Regions from separate parts of the Homo sapiens genome. Here all the other regions are linked to region 2. Evidence: read pairs that join two places in POLR2A ChIA-PET (ENCODE). Cell type or tissue: MCF 10A. All regions are shown on one strand. Links, peaks and the distances in the headings refer to the core of each region. The heading gives the core; the rest is flanking DNA. Region 1 overlaps DSP (desmoplakin). Region 2 has its middle 36 kb from the start of DSP. Region 3 overlaps RIOK1 (RIO kinase 1). Region 4 overlaps DSP (desmoplakin).

Evidence for each region. ChIA-PET counts read pairs that join two places held together with the same protein. Peaks named below come from ENCODE experiments on the same cell type or tissue, not always from the same donor. Only the 100,000 strongest peaks of a DNase experiment are listed, where the experiment ranks them.
Region 1: POLR2A ChIA-PET joins it to region 2 with 5 read pairs; 2 of 35 experiments call an interaction of 5 or more read pairs at or near these places.
Region 3: POLR2A ChIA-PET joins it to region 2 with 6 read pairs; 3 of 35 experiments call an interaction of 5 or more read pairs at or near these places.
Region 4: POLR2A ChIA-PET joins it to region 2 with 5 read pairs; 4 of 35 experiments call an interaction of 5 or more read pairs at or near these places.

What each region holds. Positions count from the first base shown.
Region 1 is chr6:7,565,621-7,571,083 of GRCh38, forward strand. DSP (desmoplakin) reads left to right here. Exons shown (of 24, transcript NM_004415.4): 8 at 757-861; 9 at 1,734-1,829; 10 at 2,161-2,286; 11 at 2,817-2,969; 12 at 3,566-3,720; 13 at 4,817-4,943. Among named protein-coding and RNA genes, the nearest start is that of SNRNP48, 22 kb to the right of the region's middle. In MCF 10A, for the core only: no CTCF peak of the experiment used is centred there; no DNase peak of the experiment used is centred there.
Region 2 is chr6:7,501,591-7,509,350 of GRCh38, forward strand. It overlaps the pseudogene RPS26P29. Among named protein-coding and RNA genes, the nearest start is that of DSP, 36 kb to the right of the region's middle. RefSeq lists an enhancer at 3,440-4,639. In MCF 10A, for the core only: no CTCF peak of the experiment used is centred there; a DNase peak (open chromatin) is centred at 3,901.
Region 3 is chr6:7,410,810-7,418,569 of GRCh38, forward strand. It overlaps RIOK1 (RIO kinase 1), which reads left to right. Exons shown (of 17, transcript NM_031480.3): 14 at 523-642; 15 at 2,080-2,133; 16 at 3,429-3,581; 17 at 6,522-7,228. The coding sequence ends at 6,632. Among named protein-coding and RNA genes, the nearest start is that of RIOK1, 25 kb to the left of the region's middle. RefSeq lists an enhancer at 2,084-2,854. In MCF 10A, for the core only: no CTCF peak of the experiment used is centred there; a DNase peak (open chromatin) is centred at 4,132.
Region 4 is chr6:7,581,388-7,588,299 of GRCh38, forward strand. DSP (desmoplakin) reads left to right here. Exons shown (of 24, transcript NM_004415.4): 23 at 1-182; 24 at 1,255-5,327. The coding sequence ends at 4,491. Among named protein-coding and RNA genes, the nearest start is that of SNRNP48, 5.4 kb to the right of the region's middle. In MCF 10A, for the core only: no CTCF peak of the experiment used is centred there; no DNase peak of the experiment used is centred there.

The sequences.
Region 1 (5,463 bases), core at 1,165-5,164, 63 kb after region 2:
CACTTGCAATTCAGCCTTCTTTGAAATGGTCGTGAAAAATCCTTCCTTCCTGAAAACTTCTCCGTGTGGAGGCCATTATCCTTAGCAAACTTATGCGGGAACAGAAAACCAAATACCACATGTTCTCACTTAGGAGTGGGAACTAAATGATGAGAATACATGGATACATCGAGGGCAACAACACACACTGGGGCCTTTCGGAGGGCAGAGGGTGGAGGTGGAAGGAGGGAGAGGATCAGGCAAGATAACTAATGGGTACTAGGCTTAATCGTGGGTGATGAAATAACCTGTACAACAAATCCCTGTGATACAAGTTTACCTGTGTAACAAACCTGCACATGTATCCCTGAACTTAAAATAAAAGTTAAAAAGAAAAAGAGGGGCAATACCTTGTTTAATATCCCAGAAGACCGTAGTTTGTTTAGAGAGGATAAGAACTGGTACGTTCAGATAACCCAGGATGTGTGTGGCACTGCAGGAGGGTGGGTGGAAGCCTGGGATTAGAAAACCTCAGGATGGATGTAGCTCTTCTTTCCTCCTGTGTCATCTTGAGTAAGCCTCTGCCACATCCTCTCCTGTAGCAAACATCCTTTTCAGCCTTAAAAATGCTGTGATTCTTGAGGAAAACAGCGTGATTCTTTGGCATTGTTCATTTCCAAAATGCAGTTTTGTATTTCACTTTTAAAAAGTACTGTGGGGGTGATGGAAGTTTAATGATGACTTGCTGCAAAGGATTTCTTATTTCTTCATTCACAGATACGCATGAGTCAACTGGAAGTTAAAGAAAAAGAGCTCAATAAGCTGAAACAAGAAAGTGACCAACTTGTCCTCAATCAGCATCCAGCTTCAGACAAAATTGAGGTAGGCTTCATGAGGTTTATATTTTTGTTAGAAAAAAAAAAACTTTTCATAAAGTAAGACTAACCAAATGAGTAATTCTTATATGACTTAAAGCCGTGCCAACTTTATTTTCTATTTTGGGATCAATACCCTACACCAGGGGTTGGCAAACTCTTTTCAGGAAAGGACCAGACAATCAGTATTTTAGACTTTCAGGCCATTTGGTCTCTGTTACAATTACTTAACCCTGCTATTATAGTGCAGAAGGAGGCATAGACACTGTGTAAATGAATGAGTGTGCCTGTATTCCAATAAAACTTTATTTACAAATAGAAGTGGGCCACATGTGGCCCTTGAGCTATAGTTTGGTGACCGCTGCCCTAGACTGCCATCTTTGGGCCACGCTCAAGGCTGACATTAGCTGGTACCACTGGTATGGCCATACTGCTTGTTAAAAAACACAGAAAGTTCCATATCAGTTGGTAAGAATCACTGTCTTGAGCCCCCTAAGCCCTTTGCTTGGATGCCTCGAACCTCCCCATGATTCAGCAATCCTCCAGGAACAGGGCTCGGTGTGGCAAAGGGATGCCACTCCAGTGCTAGCCCCAGTGACAGTTCTGATTGGTCAGTATCTCTGCTATTTGGGTGATACATATTTTGACTAAGACTCCTCATGGTGTCTATTTGTGAAAGCTGATTTTAAAATTTAGTTTTGACCATACCAAGAGATATATGGTGAGAAATTCTCTTTCCAACTTTTAGAAAAATATCTGCTTGACTTAGAATGAGATAAAAACTGCTTACTAGCTTTCATGCAGGCTCACCTATCTCTTGGTGTTCATGCATCTGTACAACTGAGCTAGGCTAAGACAGCTGACATTTTCTTGTTTCAGGCCTATATGGACACTCTGCAGACGCAGTGGAGTTGGATTCTTCAGATCACCAAGTGCATTGATGTTCATCTGAAAGAAAATGCTGCCTACTTTCAGGTTTTTATATTTAGTGATAATTTTGTTGTTATTTAGGTCTTAATACCTAATCTTTTGAGTGTGTTTTATAAAGCACTGAAAATAATCTTCAAAATGTTGCATAAATCCTCTTCATTGATTTTGAGTGCAGAGTAGCATAGATTTGCAACCTTGCCATCAGTCCTACAAATAGTTTCCCGCTGCCACATACCTAAATACTTTCTGCACGAATTTTTTCCTTTAGCCACCTGTCAAAGAGATGTTTAGGGATGACAATCCTTGAAACAGAACTACTAGATGAAATTGCTCATTGAGTTGCTGTTCATTCACTGATCACTCTCATCCTTCACAGTTTTTTGAAGAGGCGCAGTCTACTGAAGCATACCTGAAGGGGCTCCAGGACTCCATCAGGAAGAAGTACCCCTGCGACAAGAACATGCCCCTGCAGCACCTGCTGGAACAGATCAAGGAGCTGGAGGTATCGTCTCAGACCCAGAACCTCAGCAGCTGTGCCTGATCAGGGAGATAAAACACATGCCTTGGATGCAGTTGGCTCTGATTAGTATTATTGTACAATGCACGCCCAGAGCCAAGCAAGCATTTTCTTCAGCTTCCAGTGGCTTTTCTCAAAATTAACTTCTTTACATGCCCAACTACTCTTGACAGTTACTTTTGCTTCAGTCTGGGCAATTGGTTGAAAATAAGAACAGAGAGAACATTACTTCACATGACAATTCCTTTGGGAACGCATACTTCAAATTTTATCAGCATAGCCCTTTCACACAAGGATGTTCTTCCCTGCCCACTTAATTCCTGCCTGCATAGCTTCTGGAGAGTGTTGTCATGAAAGGTTCTCATGTTTCCTGCCGACGAATTTGTGATTTTTTACAATTGATGCAACTGCAGTGATACTCAGTGTGTCATGTAGCTACATTAATGCAGGTTGAAAATCTCCTCTAAAACTCACAGGGTATCTATGTTTAAGTATGATTTTATTCACCATTGCAGAAAGAACGAGAGAAAATCCTTGAATACAAGCGTCAGGTGCAGAACTTGGTAAACAAGTCTAAGAAGATTGTACAGCTGAAGCCTCGTAACCCAGACTACAGAAGCAATAAACCCATTATTCTCAGAGCTCTCTGTGACTACAAACAAGATCAGGTGTGTACTCATTTAGAATGATACAAAAGTTTTCCCTGTCTTTACACACAAATTTTTGTCCATCAAGAAAGCAACATTTAATCTAGAGTTCAATAATCACCACAGTCAATGTCTTTGATCTATGAAATCAGCAGCTATGGAACAAAAGCAGCAGCTCTGTTCTGAATCATATGGTAGTTGTCAATAACAAGGACAGTAGTTATTTTTAGAACTTTTAAAAATTCGCAAGGCTTAATACTTTTCTTCTAGTATGTCAAAGTTGTCTGTGATCACTCTCATCTTTAAATTTCTGATAAAAGAAATGAGAAATGATGCTTTTATGTTGCATATAAAGTGAATGTCTCTCACTATGGGTGACACAGTGAGACCAAATAAATAAATAAAATGTAGCTCACTTCATGTATACCTTTTAGGCTCACATGTATTATTTAAAGCATCGGTATTGTTGGGTTGTATGATGATCAGCTTCATTTGAGGGGAAAAACGTAAAAGCTTTAATAATTCGCATGTGTTCATCTCTGTTTCCATCATTGAGAAAAAAAATAAAAACACATACTTATGAATAAAGCCAAACCCTGGGGTTGCTTGCCTTACAGAAAATCGTGCATAAGGGGGATGAGTGTATCCTGAAGGACAACAACGAGCGCAGCAAGTGGTACGTGACGGGCCCGGGAGGCGTTGACATGCTTGTTCCCTCTGTGGGGCTGATCATCCCTCCTCCGAACCCACTGGCCGTGGACCTCTCTTGCAAGTAAGTCATCCAAGTTCCCAAAGCCACGCATGCACGCATGAATGTGAGGGCAGAGGAAGAGGGCAGGTGTTTATACCTGAAGCTTAGACACACGATGCCTTGCCATAATAAACACCTTCTAAAAAAAGGAACCTTGTGAAGGTCACCTTCACTTTGTCTTGCAATTTTATGTTGAATAGACAGTCGTTATTGAAGAATAAAAGGGAATATCTGGCCGGGTGTGGTGGCTTATGCCTGTAATCCCAGCACTTGGGGAGACCGAGGTGGGCGGATCACCTGAGGTTAGGAGTTTGAGACCAGCCTGACCAACATGGAGAAACTCTGTCTCTACTAAAAATATAAAATTAGCCAGGTGTGGTGGTACATGCCTGTAATCCCAGCTACTCGGGAGGTTGAGGCAGGAGAATTGCTTGAACCTGGGAGGGGGAGGTTGCAGTGAGCTGAGATCGTGCCACTGCACTCCAGCCTGGGCAACGAGAGCAAAACTCCATCTCAAAAAAAAAAAAGGAATGTCTGACTGTAGTGGGGCCAGAGTGAATAATACTTGTCATGCACTTCAAAGGCATCATTTTAAGGTTCTCCTTTTCTTAGAAAATCAGTTGTTATACATGTAGCTACAAATATAAAATGCCTTTAATATCAATATTCACTCATTGTAGGAAGAACATTCGTTTAACAGGTTGTCCATGGCAGATTCCTTTAAACCATTTAGTATCGAAATCTTCAACCACACACTGAATAGGGAGAGTAGTGTAGTAAGCTGCTGTGTGCTCATGACCAAGCTTTGGGTCATTGGCATCTAATGCACCTGCCATCCTGCCTTAGACCTCTGTCAATTACAAAGTTGCCGAAAAACAAGACAACAACAAAAAGTTGTAGTATATATGTCAGCCAATAATGTAGATAATTCAGAATGTACTTTTGGGGAGTAAATGAATCCAAATCCATGAACTGTTTTCAAAGTTATACCTCTACCTGTTACTTTATCAGTGACTGTTGTAGGTTTTTGTGCAGTGGTGTGAGCGTGTCCAGGTTTCCCATTTGGGATGAAGTGTGAAAGCCTGGCTCTAGCATGTTTTCCCTTTGTGCCTCTTAGGATTGAGCAGTACTACGAAGCCATCTTGGCTCTGTGGAACCAGCTCTACATCAACATGAAGAGCCTGGTGTCCTGGCACTACTGCATGATTGACATAGAGAAGATCAGGGCCATGACAATCGCCAAGGTATGTCCTCAGGGCCACTTAGGCTGCCTGGAGGGAGGGCAGCGCTGCCCCCCGCAGTGCCTGTGTCCAACAGTTCAACCTTCTTGCTGTGTAGCAGTGCTTTTGTGTCTCGTCAAGCAAGTCAGCTCAGCCCTCCTTAGAGGTTCTGGTCTGTCCAATAGAGAACAGGAGGGATTAGCATATGGCTGATTATGAGAGAAAGAAGCAATACTAATTCAGGTGGCCTGACAAGCAAGCCAGAAGTGCCTGTGGAAAAGTCATGCACTCCTGTAAGATTCTGGACCCTATGCTCCTTTGATGTAATGGAAAGTTAGGTCATAAAGGATTAACTGGGTATCACAAAAGTAAAAGGTGGGATAGAATTCTTGGAAGAGCACCCAAAGCATTACTTACTCTAAATCAGTTGTTTTCAGATCATGGTCTGAAGAATCCTAGCAGGAGAGGGAGATCCTTTAGGAGTGACAGGGATGGAAGTGAGGAGAGGGGCACAGAAAGTACCTTTTGGGGTCCCCCGAGCCCT
Region 2 (7,760 bases), core at 2,118-6,117:
GGCAGCAGAGGACGTAACCTTGCCAAACAGCCCGTTTTTGGGGCAGGAGAAGAAGGAGGCATCAAAGGTGACTGAGGCGATGTAGGAGGAGAATGAGGGCAGTGCCAAGGTTCAGAAGTCTGGAGAGGGATTTCAAAGAGGAGGTGGCATAAATCAAAAATCACCTTAAAACCCAGGACCCGGCAGGGCGTGGTGGCTCACGCCTGTAATCCCAGCACTTTGGAAGGCCTAGGTGGGTGGATTGCCTGAGGTCAGGAGTTCAAGACCAGCCTGGCCAACATGGTGAAACCCCGTCTCTATTAAAAATACAAAAATTAGCTGGGCGTGGTGGCATGTGCCTGTAATTCCAGCTACTCGGGAGGCTGAGGCAGGAGAATTGCTTGAACCTGGGAGGCGGAGTTTGCAGTGAGCTGAGATCGTGCCGCTGCACTCCAACCTGGGTGACGGAGTGAGACTCCGACTCAAAAAGACAAAACAAAACAGCTGGGCACAGTTGCTCACACCTGTAATCCTAGCACTTTGAGAGGCCGAGGCGGGCGGATCACCTGAAGTCAGGAGTTCAAGACCAACCTGACCAACATGGAGAAACCCCGTTTCTACTAAAAATAGAAAATTAGCCAGGCGTGGTGGCGCATGCCTGTAATCCCAGCTACTCAGGAGGCTGAGTCAGGAGAATCACTTGAACCCCGGAGGCGGAGGTTGCGGTGAGCCGAGATCATGCCACTGCACTCCAGCCTGGGCAAAAAGAGTGAAACTCCATCCCAAGAACAAAACAAAACAAACAACAAAAAAACAAAAACCAGGACCTTAACTATTTAGCAAGCTGCTGCTGCTTTAGTATTTTGGCCAAGAGTAGATACAACCCTTTCCCTCTTTTTCCCCTCTTACTGTTAGATGCTGGAACTTTCAAAGACTTTTCTAAGTATTGCCAACAGAGAGCAAAAGAATACAGTAAACATCAGATCTGCAGGCTATACAGTTCTCATTGCCAGCACAGCCATGGTACTCTATGGGGCTCGTGGGTTTCCCTCCAAAAGGGAGCAGAGTTCCTCACACCCCAGCCCGAAGTTGGTATGGCCCCTTGGAGTTCTTGGCTGGGCTCCCTGCTTCAGGGGGTGGCTTCCACTCGCTGGCCTCTTTCTGCTCCCATCACATAGGGGCCCCTGCTCTGACAACTGGCATTTGCATCTGGGCAAGACGGCAGCCTGTCCAGGCCTGGCCTCCCTCTTCCTTTGCCCAGCATGAATGACCCCTTGTCCTGGTCAGGGACACCAGGAATCCTGTCACTCTTCCCAGGAGACAGTGACTACAAGCAGGGCCAAGAGCCCAGTGATAGGCTAAAGAGCTACCAGCACTGCAGTGTGTAACGGACCGAGTCATGCGGTGCAGCTGGGGCATGCGGGAAAGGAGGCAGTGCTCTCCCTTGGAGCCAGGTGTAGCAAACACTGCCGCGGTGGAGGAGGCTGGGACTGAGATGAGCCTCTAGGAAAGGACGAGAAGGACGCTGGTGGCTTTCGGCAGAGCTCACTCATCGTAGGGCAGGTTGGACCAGACAAACTGCAGACGGTTATAGCGTGAGTGTGGAGGCTGTGGCGTGGATAGCCCCACTGGAGAGATCTGGCCCATTCCTCCCTTCTCCTGCATCCCATGCAACCTGGCCACTCCAGCTCCTGTTCAGGTCTCACTAGTCCAGGTGATTCAACCACATGGAAGCAGAGGCCCCATCATTCCCCGCAGGCTCGCTGCCCTCTGTGGGGTGGGGCTGTCCCTTTACCTTTCCGAGAGTCAGCTCTTGTGGCTGCACCCTCTGACTTAGGTTTGGGGTGTATCCTGGCAATTTAAAGAATCACCCAGTGTTGCAACCATAGAATTGTGGCATTTTAGGGCTGAAACGGATTTCACATATACAATGTCATAGAACTTCAGAATTTAAATAACATGTGGTATTGATCCTATCTGGTATTGTCCTGGAACTGGTTCATACTGGCTCCCCAGAGCCACCCTAAGAAGGTGGAATGCACCCTCTAACTAGAGTTTCCATCTCTTCCATCCATCCTTTCCTTGCCTTGCCTGTCTTACATTTTAATTTTTTTTTTTCTTTTGGTGACAGTCTCGCTCTGTTGTCCAGGCTGGAGTGCTATGGCTCAATCGGGGCTCCAGTGATCCTTCTGCCTCAGCCTCCCCAGTAGCTGAGACTACAGGCTTGAGCCACCATACCTGGCTAGCCTTCAAGTTTTTTGTAGAGATGGGGTCTTACTATGGTGCCCAGGCTGGCCCTCAAACTCCTGGCCTTAAGTGATTCTCCTGCCTTGGCCTCCCAAAGTGCTGGGATTCCAGGCGTGAGCCACCATGCATGCTGCTCTAATTTATAAGTGTCCATGCTTTCCTGACTTTTATCCTCCTGTAAAAGTCCTAACCAGAACTTTGAGCTCAGCTGTGCAAGTACAGAAAAATCACACTGTGGGGGAAAATGCGAGCATCAAAGTTAATTTGCTTTCGTGTTGAATTCACATTTATCACAAAGACAATAGAGCGAGTCCAATAACCCATTCTAAATGACGTATTTCCAGTCTAGTTTGTTTCTTCTTACTTGTGGTCACGCTGTTGACCCCAGCCTACAGGGCATGCCACTTTTCCCCTCAAGGGCAAAGAAGCCTCTAATTGTTGAGGATATTACAAATACACGATTGTGTCTGCATCTCCCTGTTGCATTCCACCTAAGTATAGTAAGAACATTGCCCCATATTCAGCTTAAACTATGAGAGGGAATTTCAGGAGGGGTTTAATAGCAGTCAGTCTCTTTCCCCTGAGAACCTATTTTCAGAGGAATTATTTGTCCCTCACTCCCTATTAATAGTGCAATAACATCCTCCTGCTTCTGTTTTTTGACAGGATTCTAGGCTGGTGTGACCAGACTATGCTTTCAGCATCCACTCATTGAAATAGAATGCAAAAGGCCAGGCGCAGTGGTTCATGTCTAGGACTTTGGGAGGCTGAGGCAGGTGGATCACTTGAGGTCAGGAGTTCAAGACCAGCCTGGCCAACATGGTGAAACCTTGTCTTTACTAAAAATACAAAAATTAGCTGGGTGTGGTGGCGGGTGCCTGTAATCCCAGCTACATGGGAAGTTGAGGCAGGAGAGTCGCTTGAACCCAGGAGGCAGTGGTTGCAGTGAGCTGAGATTGCACCACTGCACTCCAGCCTGGGTAACAGAGTGAGACTCTGTATCAAAAAAAAAAAAAAAGAACGCAAAAGATTTGGATTCTAAATTCTGCTGCTAATTAATAGCATGACCCTGGGTAAGTCATTTCCTGTCTCTAGGCTGAGGTTTTCTCATCTATAAATGAAGGATTTGGACAAGGTCAATGATGGGCTAGTACATTTTTTAACAATCAGCTCTTAGTGAAGTGGGAGGGGAGATAAGCCTGATTTGTAGTGTTTGTCAGTTTCTGTGGTGTAAATAATCCCACTAAAGGCCCATTTCAAACTACCAATTTGAAGTAAACCGGCTTGAAAATATCCTGAAAATGAAGCCATTGGCTCTGGTGAGCCAGTTATTTAAATTCTGAAGTTCTATGACATTGTATATGTGAAATCCGTTTCAGCCCTAAAATGCCACAGTTCTATGATTGCAACACTGGGTGATTCTTTAAATTGCCAGGATACACCCCAAACCTAATTAACAGCATTCGCTTGCTGCCTCCGTGCACTGGCATCCTAATGAAAGCTGGCTTTGGTCCAGATTCGGAGCCAGATGCCGTGGAAGCAGAAGCTGCTCTGACGCTGTCGTGGCTGTGAGTTGGGGAACTCGGGCCTTGAAACTCACTCAATCAAGAGCTGCTCCTGCCTTCCCTTCTTTTGGTCAGGTGGGGATGATTCATTCCTGTGTTATTTCAGCCACTGTTTCCCAGGGTGCCTGGAAGCAGAGAAGGCCTGAGAGCTTGAAGCAGACAGAGGAAAAACAGGGAGAAGGAGGAGAAAGGGACCCGCCTTGGGTAGGGCCCCTGCTGAGTCGTGGGCAGGTGTGAGTCATTCCTCTCTGCTTCAGCAGCCACACCTTTTGTCAAGTTCTGAATGCCAGGTGGAGAATCTGCCTAGACCAAGCGCCCTTGATCAAGTCAGAACAGGTTTCCTGAAAGATCATTCCCATTAAAATTAATGGAATCAGAATAGGCTGATCTTTTCTGTAATGTGACGTGTTTCTTTTCAACATGTTTCCTAAATGCTTAGAGAGACCCCCTAAAAGTATAGAAGAGGGAGAAAAGAGGAAGAAGTGTGCTTTCACATCCCCAGGGCTCGGGACTAGAGAGAGAAGGTAGTTTTATATTATCCATTCCTGCCTTCCCAACCAACCACCTTACCAGCTTACCAAAGAACTGACCAGCAAGGACAGTGAAGAGTGTAATGAGCATGAATCCTCATGAGCTGCCATATTATGATCAAGATCTTTCCATTGAGTGTGTGTGTTGCTATTGAATTAAGAAGAAAAGGTCTAGAAGGGAAAGACTTGGCATATAACTAATTTCAAAGTCTTAGGGACACACTTTACAGCCATAAGGTTGGCAACTATTGAAAACAGAAACAACTCCTCTCTCTGGTCCGTGTCTTCAAGATGATGAAGAAAAGAAGGAACAATAATTGTGCCAAAAAGAGCCGCGGCCACGTATAGCCTATTCGCTGCACAAACTGTGCCCTATGTGTGCCCAAGGACAAACCCATTAAGAAATTCGTCTCTCGAAACATAGTGGAGACCGCAGCAGTCAGGGACATTTCTGAAGCGAGCGTCTTCGATGTCTATGTGCTTCCCGAGCTGTATGTAAAGCTACGTTACTGTGTGAGTTGTGCAATTCACAGCAAAGTAGTCAGGAATCGATCTCATGAAGCCCGCAAGGACCGAACACCCCCACCCCGTTTAGACCTGCGGGTGCTGCCCCACAACTGCCAGCAAAGTCCATGTAAAGAGCTGAGTCCTTAAAGACTGAAGACGAACTATTCTCTGGAAAAAAATTAAATGGAAATTGTACTTAAAAAAAAAAAAGAAAACAGAAACAAACAAAATAATAATGGTGGGTGAGGGTGTGGAGAAATTAGAACCCTTGTGCATTGTTGGTGGAATGTGAAATGGTGTAGCCGGTGTGGAAAACAGTATGGGAGTCCCTCAAAAAAACTACACAGACGATTACCATATGATCCAGCAATCTCACCACTGGGGTTACATCCAGGAGAACTGAAAACAGAGTCTTGGCTAGGCACAGTGGCTCACGCTTATAATTCCAGCACTTTGGGAGGCCGAGGCAGGCGGATCACTTGAGGTCATGAGTTCAAGACCAGCCTGGCCAACACGGTGAAACCCTGTCTCTACTAAAAAATACAAAAATTAGCTAGGCGGCCAGGCGAAGTGGCTCATGCCTGTAATCCCAGCACTTTGGGAGGCCGAGGTGAGTGAATCATTTGAGGTCAGGAGTTTGAGACTAGCCTGGCCAACATGGTGAAATCCCGTCTCTACTAAAAATACAAAATTAGCTGGATATGGTGGCACATGCCTGAAATCCCAGCTACTAGGGAGGCTGAGGCAGAAGAATTGCTTGAACCCGGGAGGCTGAGGTTGCGGTGAGCCCAGATCGTGCCATTGCACTCCAGCCTGGGCAACAAGAGTGAAACTCTGTCTCAAAAATAAATTAGCCAGCCGTGGTGGCACGTGCCTGTAATCCCAGCTACTCGGGAGGCTGAGGGAGGACAATCACTTGAACCCAGGCATGGGAGGTTGCAGTGAGCTGAGATCGCGCCACTGCACTCCAGCCTGGGCGACAGAGCAAGACTCTGTCTCGAAAAACAAAAAAGAAAAGAAAAGAAAACAGGATCTTGAAGGTATATTTGTACACCAGTGTTCATGGAAATATTATTTGTGATAGCCAAAAGGCAGAAGCAACTGAGTAACCCATGATGATGGATGAATGGACAAACACAATGTGGCCTGTCCATACAATGGAATATTATTCAGCCTTAAATAGGAAGGAAATTCTGGCACATGCAACAACAAGGATGAACCTCGAGGACATTACGCTTAGTAAAAATAAGCCAGACACAGAAAAACAAATACTGGATGATTCCATTTATTTGAGATACCTAGAGGAGTCAGATTCATAGAGAGAGAAAGTAGAATGTGGGTTACCAAAGGCTAGAGTGGGGGAGGGGAATGGGAGTTATTGTTTAACAGGTACAGAGCTTCAGTTTGGAAAGATGAAAATGTTCTGGAGATGGACGGTGGTGACGGCTGCACAATGTGTGAATGTGCTTAATGTCAGTGAACTGTACACTTAAAAACGGTTAAGATTTCTGTGAATGTGTCTTTTACCACAATTTGGAAAATATTCTACACATATACATAAGAACGACAATAACCAAAAACGTTGGAGACAAACTCCCTGGAAAAAAAAAAACTCTCTTTTTTTTTTTTTTTTTTTTGAGACAAGGTCTCACTCTGTCACCCAGGCTGTTGTGCACTGGCACGATCATGGCTCACTGTAGCCTCAACCTCCTGGCTCAAGGGATCCTCCCACCTCAGCCTCCCAAGTAGCTAGGAGTACAGGCACATGCCACCGCACCCAGCTAATTTTAAAAAATTTTTTAATAGAGACAGAGTTTCATTATGTTGCCCAGGCTGGTCTCAAACTCCAGGCCTCGAGCAATTCTCCTGCCTCAGTCTCTGAAAGCGCTGGAATTACAGGCACCAGCCACTGCGCTGGGCCTTCAATCTCTATTTTGTGTCTTTATAAGAAATACGAGCTCAGGCCGGGCTCGTGTGGTTATAGATAGATGTGATTATAGAAGTGGTGGCTCACATCTATAACCGCAGCACTTTGGAAGGCCAAGGCAGGTGGATTGCTTGAGGCCAGGAGTTCAAGACCAGCCTTGGCCAACATGGTGAAAACCCCTCTCTACTAAAAATACAAAAATTAGTTGGGTGTGGTGGTACATGCCTGTGATCCCAGCTACTCGGGAGGCTGAGACACAAGAATTGTTTGAACCTGGGAAGCAGAGGTTGCGGTGAGCCAAGATCGTGCCATTGCACTCCAGCCTGAGCAATAGAGCGAGACTCTGTCTCACAAAAAAAAAAAAAAAAAAAGGAAAAAGAAAGAGAAAGAGAAAGAAAGAAACAAAGAAAAAAGAAAAAGAAAAAAAAGAAATATAAGCTCAGAAAAGTAACTTGATCAATATGAGTCTGTTTGGTTATCTGTAAAATGGAGATGATAATGACATGTACTTCTTAAACCTGCTGTAAGGTTAAAATGAGACAGTCAAGTAAAGCCCTTGGTACAGTTTTGGCACACAGTATGTGCTCAATAAGTGTTAGTGGCTGGGTGCGGTGGCTTACACCTATAATCCCAGTACTTTGGGAGGCTGAGGAGGGAGGATCACTTGAGCCCAGGAGTTCAAAACCAGCCTGGCAAATATAGCAAGATCTCATCTCTTAAAAAAAAAAAAGTGTTAGCCATTACTATTATTGAATCATCGGACATCATGGTTGAAAGTCAACTAGAAGCTCTCCATGGGCAGTCTTATCTAATTTATCTTTTTAAACTGGATCCAAAAAATGGAAACAATTTTCTGCCACATATTCACATCCATCAATACATGCATCATTGAGACCTACATATAAGTGGAGCAAAAACAAGCTACTATCTCTAGTCAGCATTCTTAACCTGTCTTCGTCGCTTATTCTGTATATCAGAGTCCTGCCTTTGTCCTCAGACAAACTG
Region 3 (7,760 bases), core at 2,081-6,080, 91 kb before region 2:
TGCTTTGATAAAAACGAGTCAGGGTGTTTTTTTGTGAAGGAGCCATAGTAGGCTTTTAAAAAAAATTCTCACAACTCTTAATGGTTGACTATGAGGTGCCCTGTGTTTGTCGGCAGCTCTCCACCTTTTTCACTGTAGCAGCTGGGTATGTTTCGTAAGGCATAGCCAGGCAGCGCTTGCCAACTGTAATTCCGCCCCTTTCCCTCCTGCTCAGAAAAGCTTTTTGGAACAAAAATGAAGGAGAAGTGTTATTCTAAGGATAATCTTGAATCAGCTCTAATGTTTTTTTTCCCTTCCTTAAAATAAATCATATGCAAAATTTAGTGTTCTATCATTAGTAGTGTTACTTTTGGGACACCACATCACAGATGGGATACCAGTGTGTGCAGACAGCTTAGCCAAGCATCAGTGTTAGGGATGAATGAATATATAGATTCCCCTGTAACCTGATGGAGGAGTATGCTGTGTGAATGTGAGAAGTGTATGAATAACAGTTTTGATTTTGCTTTTCCTCTCTGTTAGGTGTTTAAGCGAGCATATATTCCTAGAACCTTGAATGAAGTGAAAAATTATGAGAGGGATATGGACATAATTATGAAATTGAAGGAAGAGGACATGGCCATGAATGCCCAACAAGATAATGTAAGTAGCTTGGTTTGTATATAGCAAGCAGCTCTTCAAAAGTAGTAGGGGACTGTCCCAAACCTATCTGGGCCTTTTAAGTTCCCCTAATCTTGAATATTGGCTTCTGAGCTAGTGAAATGACTAACTCTATCTGTGTTAACTTGTGTGCACATTGAACGCAAAGGGAATTATTTGGAATTTATGAGAGGAGGTAACACATTTGAATGAATCCAACAAGCTGTAATTGTAGAAACAAGATTCAGATAGAAGTCTAGGCTATTAATGGTTATTATATTAGGTCCATTAACATATATTTCTTTAACATACATCATTCAGGAACAATTTCTTTTTGGTGAAGGGTCAGATAGTAAATATTTTAGGCTTTGCAAGCCAAGAAACAAAATTGAGGTGATTACGTAGGTCCTTATGTAACAAGAGAGAAAAAAATTCACCCTCAATTTTTATTCGTGAAATTAGAAATACTTTAATAATAGTTGAATACACTTTTGTGTAATACAAGTATACTAAAGAAGAGTGGAATTATTTGATGTGGGGCAGATAATATTTCACTTAATTGGGGCTCAAAGTTTGTGTTTGCTATCTTCAAATTGATTGCAAATGTTTATCTGTAAAAACTACCAGGTAGGCTGGGCGCAGTGGCTCACACCTGTAATCCCAGCCCTTTGGGAGGCTAAGGTGGGCGGATCACTTGAGGTCAGGAGTTCGAGACCAACCTGGCCAACATGGTGAAACCCTGTCTCTACTAAAAATACAAAAATTAGCCAGGCATGGTGGCGTGCTCCTGTAATCCAAGCTACTGGGGAGGCTGAGGCACGAGAATCACTTGAACCCGGGAGGCGGAGGCTGCGGTGAGCTGAGATTGCGCCATTGGACTTTAGCCTAGGCTACAGAGCGGAACTCTGTCTCAAAAAAAAAAAAGGCCCAGTACGGAGGCTCACACCTGTAATCTCAGCACTTTGGGAGGCCGAGGTGGGTGGATCACCTGAAGTCAGGAGTTCGAGACCAGCCTGGCCAACATGGTGAAACCTCGTCTCTACTAAAAATATAAAAATTAGCTGGGCATCGTGGCAGCTGTAATCCCTGCTACTCAGGAGGCTGAGGCAGGAGAATCTCCTGAACCCCAGGTGGTGGAGGTTGCAGTGAGCCAAGATCGCGCCACTGCACTCCAGCCTAGGCCACAAAGCAAGACTCCGTCTCAAAAAAAAAAAAAAACAACTACCAGGTGGCTGGTTGGATTTGGCCAGTAGATCTGGTAGACAGAAATAATATCAATATTATAAACTTCCTGTGTTACAGTGAGATTAATTTTAGATACCTTTTTATAATCATAGGAGACATTATTTAACCCACATTGTTCTTAATAGTGCAATATGCATATTTCATTGTCTAGTTTTATGTTGATCCTTATTTTTTTTTTTTCATTTTGGTTATAAGATTCTATACCAGACTGTTACAGGATTGAAGAAAGATTTGTCAGGAGTTCAGAAGGTATGAAGAACATGTGTTACTGTTTGTTTATGTGAAAACAGTTTTAAAGGATATAAACTCTAGTCATACTGTTTTTTATTATTATTTAATATTATTAGAACTAAATGTTATTTTATATTGTTAAAATGTTATAATTGCTTTCAAAGTCTGTGGACATCTTCAGAAATGCCATTTTTGTGTTCTTTCTAAACACAGCACTGAAATTTGGAAATTAATTTATTTTTCTTTCTGTCTCTGAATTGTTCAGTGATTGCAGGTGAGGTATTTATCTTTTTGTATCCTGGTCGTCATTTGTGGAGCTCTTAATGATAGCCATTGTGCTTCTTGATGGTTTTACAACCAGCTTAGGAGAACTTTGGAATGTAGTCTCCTACCAGGGTATTACTTGTTAAAGAACAATCTCATGAGTTCAGCAAGTCCTGCTGTGCTGGATTCCTGTGATGTTCTTTTTTCTTAAAACAATCTTGTTTTGTTTTACATTTTAGAAGGGCAGGGATTAAGTAATTCTAACTTAGGCAGTCATAAAAGCAGTCTTTATTTTTTTAAATCTTCCTAATTGAAGACTTAAATAAAGGATCACAGTTTGCTTTCTTAAAATCATGTCTTTTCTGTGGAAAGAATTGAATTAGGGGAATTCTGGTATTTTGCATTTCTGAGTTATAATAACAGGTGTCATAAGGAAGTTATGCTTTGGATTCCAGAGCATGAAGATTTTATTGCAGCAAGCTAGAAAATCTTGTTGTACAATTGACTTCTAAAGATCTGTTTTTTTCTTATAAAAGGGAAACCTCACTCTTAAAAACTGCTAGGAAGCGCTGTATTAGACAACTGCTGAATTTCAGGAAGTAATGAAAATTTCTCTTCTTCACATATTGTTTTCCCTCCCAATTGGATTAGTTTATTGCTAGAAATGTGGTTCACAGGAAAACAGCTGTGAAGTTATCCATATAAATCTTCATTTTCTACCTCTATGTATATTTTGCCTCTTTCCCAATCCCAACTAAATGCTCCTGATTAGCTGAAAGAAGGAGAACAGCTCTGTTGTTGATCTAGGTCACGCAGTAAAGCCCTGGTTCCTTCATTTGAGTATGTTCTGGAGCCTTACTTGGAGTGGCTACTTTCATGTTTCCCTCCTGATGTTCATTCTGGTGTTTTGATGTTTCAGTACAGGATGTTAGTTTTTAACATATATTTGCGAGCCTAAAATCTGAATTCTGGCATTAACACATTTAACAACAACACATAACTTGGTTTGTGTGTTGTTTAGAATAACATGGTTCTTTAATAATTTCAAGGTCCCTGCACTCCTAGAAAATCAAGTGGAGGAAAGGACTTGTTCTGATTCAGAAGATATTGGAAGCTCTGAGTGCTCTGACACAGACTCTGAAGAGCAGGGAGACCATGCCCGCCCCAAGAAACACACCACGGACCCTGACATTGATAAAAAAGTAAGCAATGAAATACCTTCCCCTTTTCTTTAGTGTGGGAGCACAGCCGCTCTTATTTCTCTTTGCTCAAGGATCTAGCTAGATTATGATGGCTGAAAACATTATTGATAAGTACCTCTAATTACAGTTTTAATACCTAAGTGTGAACTTGACTTTTGGTGGTAACATTATCTTGAGATTGGGCTGCTCATCAGAGCACCTTGGGCATTGCCTAGAGAGAGCACGCACTAAATTCAGTACATTTCACATGAAGTACAAGTGATGTTAGAGTTGACCCAGGGTAAATACTGAAGAGCCATTTCAGGGGGATTTATAGCCCAGCTTGATGTTTCTGGAATCTGAAAGACCATATAATAGTCCCCCCATCCATGCTTTCAGTTTCTACTGTTTCAGTTCCCTGCAGTCAGCCTTGGTTTGCAAATATTAAATGGAAAATTCCAGAAGTAAACAATTTATAAGTTTTAAATTGCTCACCGTCCTAAGTAGTGTGATGAAATTCATGCTGTCCTCCTCCATCCTGCCTGGAATGTGAATCATCACGTGGTCCAGCGTCTTCACACTGTCGACACTCCCCACCCGTTAGTCACTTAGTAGCCTTCTTGGCTATCAGTTCAGCTGCTGTGATGTTGTGGTGCTTGTGTGCAAGTAACCCTTACTTTGCTTAATAATGACCGTAAATTACAGGAGTAGTGATGTTGGAATTTCAGGTATGCTTTAGAGAAGCCATAAAATGCTTCCTTTAAGTGGAAAGGTGACCATTCTTGACTTAACAAGGAACTCATGCCTGTAATCCTAGCACTTTGGGAGGCCAAGGAGGGCGGATCACTCCAGACCAGTCTGGGCAATAGAGTGATACCCCGTCTCTATTAAAACATTGGTGATGAGCACCTGTAGTCCCAAATACTTGGGAGGCTAAGGCAAGAGGATCCCTTGAGTCCAGAAGTTTGAGGTTCTAGTGAGCTGATCATGCCACTGCACGCCAGCCTGGGTGACAGAGTGAGATTCTGTCTCAAAAAAATAAATAAAAGGAAAAGAATCATATGCTGAAGTTGCTGGTGAGAATCTTTTATCCGTGACATTGTGGAGAAGGAAAAAGATGTTTGTGCTGGTTTTGCTGTCTCACCCCAAACTGCAAAACTTAGGACCATAGCATGTGATAACTGCTTAGTTAAGATGGAAAAGGCATGAAATTTGTGGGTGAAAGACGTAAACAAAAACATCTTCCAGTTGATGGCACCATGTTGCACCAGAAAGCACTGAGCCTATACGAAGGTTTCAAAGGTTTCAGCAAGGGTTCCCCTGAAATGAGTGCCACCAGGCCATTTACTGTAAGGAATAGTTACACAGATTCAGGAATAGGTTTGGACTAAAAAATAGAAAAATTACCAGAGAGGCTGCATCTGCCAATGAAGAAGCTACTGTCACATGAGTATGATACTGTGGGATATTTGGAGAGAGAGACCACATTCAAATAACTTTTACTATAGTATATTGTTACCATTCTGTTATTAGTTATTATCTCTTACTGTGCCTAATTTATAAATTAAACCTCATCATAGGTACGTATGTATAGGTAGAAGCATAGTATATATAGGGTTTGGCACTATCCACAGTCTTAAGCATCCACTGGGAGTCTTGGAACATATCCCCCATGGATAAGAAGGGACTCTTGTATTTCTTTAATCCCTAGCCATAGACATAGAGACACTGCTGACTGAGTGCTATGTGACTATTATTATTCCATCTTAGTCTAATCCTTTAAACCTTATACAATGTGGGTCCCAAGACTTCTGAGGGACATACTCAGCTGCTAGCATATTTTCTCATATGTCTACTAGAAACACATATTTTGTCTCTTTCCAATGTCTATTTCTGTTAGAATATGGAACTTGTAAAGAAAAGTATTTGCAAACATTTAATAACATTCTTAGGGATATTTCTGTTTGGCTGTCTTCACATTTCTATTAAGGAAGCTCAGCTGGGCGCGGTGGCTCACGCCTGTAATCCCATCACTTTGGGAGGCCAAGGCAGGTGGATCACGAGGTCAGGAGATCGAGACCATCCTGGCTAACATGGTGAAACCCTATCTCTACTAAAAATACAAAAAATTAGCCGGGCGTGGTGGCAGGCGCCTGTAGTCCCAGCTCCTTGGGAGGCTGAGGCAGGAGAATGGCGTGAACCCAGGAGGCGGAGCTTGCAGTGAGCCGAGATCACGCCACTGCATGCCAGCCTGGGCGACAGAGACTCCGTCTCAAAAAAAAAAAAAAAAAGAGGAAGCTCAAGGCCGGTTATGGTGGCTCATGCCTGTAGTCTCAGCTACTGGGGAGGTTGAGGCAAGAGGATTGCTTGAGCCCAGGAGCTTGAGGCTGCAGTGCACAATGGTCATGCCACTGCCCTCCTGCCTGGGTGACAGAGTGAGTCCCTGTCTCTAAAAAGAAAAAACTGAAAGACAGTTTTCACCCCAAGTTCCTCCACCAACCCATAATCATTTTCTTTTCTTTTCTTTACATTACACTCACTTTTATTCTTCTATGTGTGTATTTTATTTAGTTATAATCATAATAATACTCCAGGTGGGTGCAGTGGCTCATGCCTGTAATCTCAGCATTTTGGGAGATCAAGGTGGGTGGATCACTTGAGCCCAGGAGGTCGAGACCAGCCTGTGCAATCTGGCGAAGCCCCATCTCTACCAAAAAATACCCCAAAAAAACCTAGCCAGGTGTGGTGGTGCACACCTGTTGTCCCAGCTACCCAGGAGGCTGAGGTGGGAGGATTGCTTGAGCCCAGGAGGTGGAGGCTGAAGTGAACCATGGTCACGCCACTGACTCCAGCCTGGGCGACAGAGCAAGACCCTGTCTAAAAAACAAAAAACAAAAAACAAAAACAAAAAATGCATACTCCAAATGAATGAAAGTTGGCTTTTTTGTTTGTTTTTTACAGGAAAGAAAAAAGATGGTCAAGGAAGCCCAGAGAGAGAAAAGAAAAAACAAAATTCCTAAACATGTGAAAAAAAGAAAGGAGAAGACAGCCAAGACGAAAAAAGGCAAATAGAATGAGAACCATATTATGTACAGTCATTTTCCTCAGTTCCTTTTCTCGCCTGAACTCTTAAGCTGCATCTGGAAGATGGCTTATTGGTTTTAACCAGATTGTCATCGTGGCACTGTCTGTGAAGACGGATTCAAATGTTTTCATGTAACTATGTAAAAAGCTCTAAGCTCTAGAGTCTAGATCCAGTCACTGACTCTGTCTGGTGTTGACAGAGGATTTATTTAAGCTATTATTTTAATAAAGAACTTTGTACATTTTTATTTTTATATTTTTTTCTCTTACAAATATGTTTTTGGAAGCATGATAAATGTTTAAATGTAGTCAACATCTGTAACTCTTACATGAGTGTCCAGAGGCACTCATGGGAAAATTGGTTTTGCTTTCTTTGTACACACCAGAGACCCATCTGAGGTCATCTGATTATAAGGCCATGTTTATATAAAGGGAATTTCACCCACAGTTCAGCTGGCTGTTGATTTTCACTGCAACTCTGCCTTTGTGTGTATTGGCGATCATTTGTAATGCTCTTACACTTCGTCTTTAATGTTCTTTTTGGAGTTAGGACCTCTCAGTTCATAAAGTTTTTTACAATTCAATCATTTGGCATATTCATTCATTCATCAAAAATTTGAGTATTTTAGTTGCTGGGGATACAGCAGAAAACAAACTAGACAAAAATTACTACCTTTGAGTAGTTTACATTTTGATAGGAAGATAAGACATTAACCAAAGTAAGTAAAAAGCAGTGTATCAGCAGGTGATAAATTCTATGGAGAGAAATAATGCAGAGATGAGAGGGCGCCTATAGATGAAAGAGTTTGCAGTTTAAAATAGGGTTCTTGGAAAGGCCTTACTGAGGGCTGATATTTGAGCAAATACTTGAAGAAGGTGAATTGTTTGCATAACAAGAAGGAAGAACATGCCAGGCAGAACAACCAGCAGTTGCAAAGCCCTGAGGCAGGAGTGTACGTGACATCTTCCAGAAACAGGGCTGAGACATCATCATCAAGGGAGAAAGTAGTAGATGCAATCAGATAGTGTACGGCTGTGGGAGGGTTTTGGCAGGGGAGTGATATGATCTGACTTCTGTTTTAAAAGGATTACTCTGGCCTCTGTGGAGAATTGATC
Region 4 (6,912 bases), core at 1-4,000, 78 kb after region 2:
ACCTGAGGAGAGGACGAAGCGAAGCGGACAGTGATAAAAATGCAACCATCTTGGAACTAAGGAGCCAGCTGCAGATCAGCAACAACCGGACCCTGGAACTGCAGGGGCTGATTAATGATTTACAGAGAGAGAGGGAAAATTTGAGACAGGAAATTGAGAAATTCCAAAAGCAGGCTTTAGAGGTATTCACAAATACTTGATCACAGCTTCACTGTTTCTCAAATTATTCATCACATTATTATCTCATCTGAACTGTGCTCTTTCTGCTTAAATAGATGCTTATAGAAAATCTAATTTTTCTTTTTATTGCTCTACTACTTCCTGTCATAATCCAGGTAACTGCTTTAAAATAATTTCAATGCTGTGTGCCCTGCTGTTCTTTAATTGCATCAAATGCTGATCTCTGGGTAGCCTGTGTTTGGCCCTGCTTTTAAGAACACTAATACATGTATAACTTCCTCCGAATGTTCCATTCTACTTCTTAGAAGTTAGCTCTTATTTAGTGAGCTATGACATACATTTGTAATGAAAATTTTCTTAAATAGAAGCCATACTAAAGTGTTTCCCTATGCAATTTTTAAAACACTTTTTCTTTTGCCTGCTTAGATGATTTTTTTGCATGGATTATTTAGTGTTCGCTTTTGATCATGGCCCTAGTGTGTTTCCTTTTGTTTGACTTTCCTTCTCCTAACCCTTAATTTAAAAATAACTTATTTAACTTCTACAGACAATATTTGTGTGTGGCTGGGTTGGTGTGTGTGTGTGTGTGTGTGTGTGTGTATATCTATATATTATATATATAATTATATAATTACATAATATATATTTATCTATAATATATATTTTATATAATATATATCTTCATATATTTGTATTGCTTCATTAAGTATGTTCATCTAGCTGTAACAGGTGAGATGTAGGTGTAGCAGGTATGATAACCTGAAACAAAACTCCCCACATTTTTTCAAAGCATAATTATTGTTAAGAGTAAGACAGGTCTGCAACTTACAGTTCCTTCTATAGAAAAAAATAGTAAGTATGAAGCCATTTATTGAAGTGGCAACATATACAGAATTTTTCCCACAAATTTGTAAAATAACAAGCTCACAGTGTATCCAGGGACAATATAGAAAGAAAAAATAAGCAAGGCTTTTTTTTTTAAAGATAGATACACAAAAGAAAGTTAAGTCGTGATAGTAATATGATATGATTCAAAACATTATTTTTTCCCATTTCTTTCTTCTTCAATTCCAGGCATCTAATAGGATTCAGGAATCAAAGAATCAGTGTACTCAGGTGGTACAGGAAAGAGAGAGCCTTCTGGTGAAAATCAAAGTCCTGGAGCAAGACAAGGCAAGGCTGCAGAGGCTGGAGGATGAGCTGAATCGTGCAAAATCAACTCTAGAGGCAGAAACCAGGGTGAAACAGCGCCTGGAGTGTGAGAAACAGCAAATTCAGAATGACCTGAATCAGTGGAAGACTCAATATTCCCGCAAGGAGGAGGCTATTAGGAAGATAGAATCGGAAAGAGAAAAGAGTGAGAGAGAGAAGAACAGTCTTAGGAGTGAGATCGAAAGACTCCAAGCAGAGATCAAGAGAATTGAAGAGAGGTGCAGGCGTAAGCTGGAGGATTCTACCAGGGAGACACAGTCACAGTTAGAAACAGAACGCTCCCGATATCAGAGGGAGATTGATAAACTCAGACAGCGCCCATATGGGTCCCATCGAGAGACCCAGACTGAGTGTGAGTGGACCGTTGACACCTCCAAGCTGGTGTTTGATGGGCTGAGGAAGAAGGTGACAGCAATGCAGCTCTATGAGTGTCAGCTGATCGACAAAACAACCTTGGACAAACTATTGAAGGGGAAGAAGTCAGTGGAAGAAGTTGCTTCTGAAATCCAGCCATTCCTTCGGGGTGCAGGATCTATCGCTGGAGCATCTGCTTCTCCTAAGGAAAAATACTCTTTGGTAGAGGCCAAGAGAAAGAAATTAATCAGCCCAGAATCCACAGTCATGCTTCTGGAGGCCCAGGCAGCTACAGGTGGTATAATTGATCCCCATCGGAATGAGAAGCTGACTGTCGACAGTGCCATAGCTCGGGACCTCATTGACTTCGATGACCGTCAGCAGATATATGCAGCAGAAAAAGCTATCACTGGTTTTGATGATCCATTTTCAGGCAAGACAGTATCTGTTTCAGAAGCCATCAAGAAAAATTTGATTGATAGAGAAACCGGAATGCGCCTGCTGGAAGCCCAGATTGCTTCAGGGGGTGTAGTAGACCCTGTGAACAGTGTCTTTTTGCCAAAAGATGTCGCCTTGGCCCGGGGGCTGATTGATAGAGATTTGTATCGATCCCTGAATGATCCCCGAGATAGTCAGAAAAACTTTGTGGATCCAGTCACCAAAAAGAAGGTCAGTTACGTGCAGCTGAAGGAACGGTGCAGAATCGAACCACATACTGGTCTGCTCTTGCTTTCAGTACAGAAGAGAAGCATGTCCTTCCAAGGAATCAGACAACCTGTGACCGTCACTGAGCTAGTAGATTCTGGTATATTGAGACCGTCCACTGTCAATGAACTGGAATCTGGTCAGATTTCTTATGACGAGGTTGGTGAGAGAATTAAGGACTTCCTCCAGGGTTCAAGCTGCATAGCAGGCATATACAATGAGACCACAAAACAGAAGCTTGGCATTTATGAGGCCATGAAAATTGGCTTAGTCCGACCTGGTACTGCTCTGGAGTTGCTGGAAGCCCAAGCAGCTACTGGCTTTATAGTGGATCCTGTTAGCAACTTGAGGTTACCAGTGGAGGAAGCCTACAAGAGAGGTCTGGTGGGCATTGAGTTCAAAGAGAAGCTCCTGTCTGCAGAACGAGCTGTCACTGGGTATAATGATCCTGAAACAGGAAACATCATCTCTTTGTTCCAAGCCATGAATAAGGAACTCATCGAAAAGGGCCACGGTATTCGCTTATTAGAAGCACAGATCGCAACCGGGGGGATCATTGACCCAAAGGAGAGCCATCGTTTACCAGTTGACATAGCATATAAGAGGGGCTATTTCAATGAGGAACTCAGTGAGATTCTCTCAGATCCAAGTGATGATACCAAAGGATTTTTTGACCCCAACACTGAAGAAAATCTTACCTATCTGCAACTAAAAGAAAGATGCATTAAGGATGAGGAAACAGGGCTCTGTCTTCTGCCTCTGAAAGAAAAGAAGAAACAGGTGCAGACATCACAAAAGAATACCCTCAGGAAGCGTAGAGTGGTCATAGTTGACCCAGAAACCAATAAAGAAATGTCTGTTCAGGAGGCCTACAAGAAGGGCCTAATTGATTATGAAACCTTCAAAGAACTGTGTGAGCAGGAATGTGAATGGGAAGAAATAACCATCACGGGATCAGATGGCTCCACCAGGGTGGTCCTGGTAGATAGAAAGACAGGCAGTCAGTATGATATTCAAGATGCTATTGACAAGGGCCTTGTTGACAGGAAGTTCTTTGATCAGTACCGATCCGGCAGCCTCAGCCTCACTCAATTTGCTGACATGATCTCCTTGAAAAATGGTGTCGGCACCAGCAGCAGCATGGGCAGTGGTGTCAGCGATGATGTTTTTAGCAGCTCCCGACATGAATCAGTAAGTAAGATTTCCACCATATCCAGCGTCAGGAATTTAACCATAAGGAGCAGCTCTTTTTCAGACACCCTGGAAGAATCGAGCCCCATTGCAGCCATCTTTGACACAGAAAACCTGGAGAAAATCTCCATTACAGAAGGTATAGAGCGGGGCATCGTTGACAGCATCACGGGTCAGAGGCTTCTGGAGGCTCAGGCCTGCACAGGTGGCATCATCCACCCAACCACGGGCCAGAAGCTGTCACTTCAGGACGCAGTCTCCCAGGGTGTGATTGACCAAGACATGGCCACCAGGCTGAAGCCTGCTCAGAAAGCCTTCATAGGCTTCGAGGGTGTGAAGGGAAAGAAGAAGATGTCAGCAGCAGAGGCAGTGAAAGAAAAATGGCTCCCGTATGAGGCTGGCCAGCGCTTCCTGGAGTTCCAGTACCTCACGGGAGGTCTTGTTGACCCGGAAGTGCATGGGAGGATAAGCACCGAAGAAGCCATCCGGAAGGGGTTCATAGATGGCCGCGCCGCACAGAGGCTGCAAGACACCAGCAGCTATGCCAAAATCCTGACCTGCCCCAAAACCAAATTAAAAATATCCTATAAGGATGCCATAAATCGCTCCATGGTAGAAGATATCACTGGGCTGCGCCTTCTGGAAGCCGCCTCCGTGTCGTCCAAGGGCTTACCCAGCCCTTACAACATGTCTTCGGCTCCGGGGTCCCGCTCCGGCTCCCGCTCGGGATCTCGCTCCGGATCTCGCTCCGGGTCCCGCAGTGGGTCCCGGAGAGGAAGCTTTGACGCCACAGGGAATTCTTCCTACTCTTATTCCTACTCATTTAGCAGTAGTTCTATTGGGCACTAGTAGTCAGTTGGGAGTGGTTGCTATACCTTGACTTCATTTATATGAATTTCCACTTTATTAAATAATAGAAAAGAAAATCCCGGTGCTTGCAGTAGAGTGATAGGACATTCTATGCTTACAGAAAATATAGCCATGATTGAAATCAAATAGTAAAGGCTGTTCTGGCTTTTTATCTTCTTAGCTCATCTTAAATAAGCAGTACACTTGGATGCAGTGCGTCTGAAGTGCTAATCAGTTGTAACAATAGCACAAATCGAACTTAGGATTTGTTTCTTCTCTTCTGTGTTTCGATTTTTGATCAATTCTTTAATTTTGGAAGCCTATAATACAGTTTTCTATTCTTGGAGATAAAAATTAAATGGATCACTGATATTTTAGTCATTCTGCTTCTCATCTAAATATTTCCATATTCTGTATTAGGAGAAAATTACCCTCCCAGCACCAGCCCCCCTCTCAAACCCCCAACCCAAAACCAAGCATTTTGGAATGAGTCTCCTTTAGTTTCAGAGTGTGGATTGTATAACCCATATACTCTTCGATGTACTTGTTTGGTTTGGTATTAATTTGACTGTGCATGACAGCGGCAATCTTTTCTTTGGTCAAAGTTTTCTGTTTATTTTGCTTGTCATATTCGATGTACTTTAAGGTGTCTTTATGAAGTTTGCTATTCTGGCAATAAACTTTTAGACTTTTGAAGTGTTTGTGTTTTAATTTAATATGTTTATAAGCATGTATAAACATTTAGCATATTTTTATCATAGGTCTAAAAATATTTGTTTACTAAATACCTGTGAAGAAATACCATTAAAAAACTATTTGGTTCTGAATTCTTACTAGAAGGTGGTCTTTTGAAGTTAGTCCTTTCGGTACTTCTCAGATGCCTGTCATGTACCCGATGGAGTCCTTGGAAAGAAGGCCTGTGTAAAGAGGCCAGCCTGGAGGTCAATAACCTGTTCTAGTTTATTCTGGACATTGAGTACCAAGTAGCATTGGCAAAAGTCATCATCATAGCATTGAAAAAACATGAAGTTGCTAAGATGCTTTTTGGGTATCCTCAAAATAGATAGTGTTTCACTTTGTCCCGTAAGAGGAAAGAATTGTCCTGGAACCCATGAAAATGATTTCTGAAGAGTTCTTGGCTCTCTGTTGAAGGACAAGGAAGTATAAGCCTATTCCTTTGGATCAAAGAGAAACTACTGAAATTCACACATTTGTCATTAGATTAACATGACTTCACTGAATACCCACCATGTCTAGTATTGGGTTAGGTACTATGAAGACTGAGTAGAATTTACAAGCCCCCGACAACAAAGCATTGGCAATATGGGTGGGGACAGAAACAGATAAAGCAATCAGTGGGACAACTTTCAAATGTCAGCAGTATATATTAATACAAATTTTATAGTACAGATAGAAAATAGGAAAACATGCTAATTGTATAGAACAAAAATCAAGATTAGATTAATTATTGGGGGCTTTTGGTACTTAGGGTGAAAGTCACCTCCATTCTCATTGCATGGGCTATTTTTCCTCCACAGCACTCTTTTCTTCCTTATTTCACCTCTTCTTCCTTACTCCCTCTCCTAATTTGGAGGAGTTGAAATTAATTTTATGCATTAAATACTGAGTTCGCGTGCCATGCATTGTGCCAGAAGCCATGGAGTCTGTGCTAGAAATACATGGTGAAAAAGAGCCCTCATAATCCAAAAGGAAGAAGAAAATGTGGTAAATGCTGTATTGGGAAAAATGAAGGAAATTCCTTATGCTAGAGCTGGGAGACTATATTAGTCACCTCACCCTGCCATAACAAGATGCCACAGACTGTGAGCGGCTTAAACGGAAGTGTATTTTCTCACAGTTCTGGAAGCTAAAAGTACAAGCTCAAGATGCAGGCAGGGCTGGTTTCTAGTGAAACCTGGCTCATGGGTGGCTATCAGTCTTATCTGATTAGAGTACCCACCCCTCCTTTATGACCTCATTTAACTTTAATTACCTCTTAGGGCTCTATCTCCTTATACAGTCACATTGTGGGTTGGTACTTCAACATAGGCATTTTTGAGGGACTCAATCCAATCCATAACAGAGGCCTAGCCTAGAACAGGAGTCTGGAGACCACTCCAGGAAAGTGATATCAAAACAGATCAGCAGCATCAGTGTAGAGCAGTTCCTCGGGCTGAAACAGTAACTAGAGAGTACAGTCAATTGACAAATCTTTCCTACTCCCTCCAGGCTTGTGCCAATGTTGTCATGAAGCTCTGAGATGACATGGGGCTGTATCCTGAAGAGAGGATATGTTTGACGTGGGCTAAGTTTTAATTTGGTTCACATATACAAACAGGGAAATATACACTAGAACTTTTTATCAGGAGTCATGTCACATCAGAAATAGTCTCACATTTTTCCAGACCAACCAGCTAACTA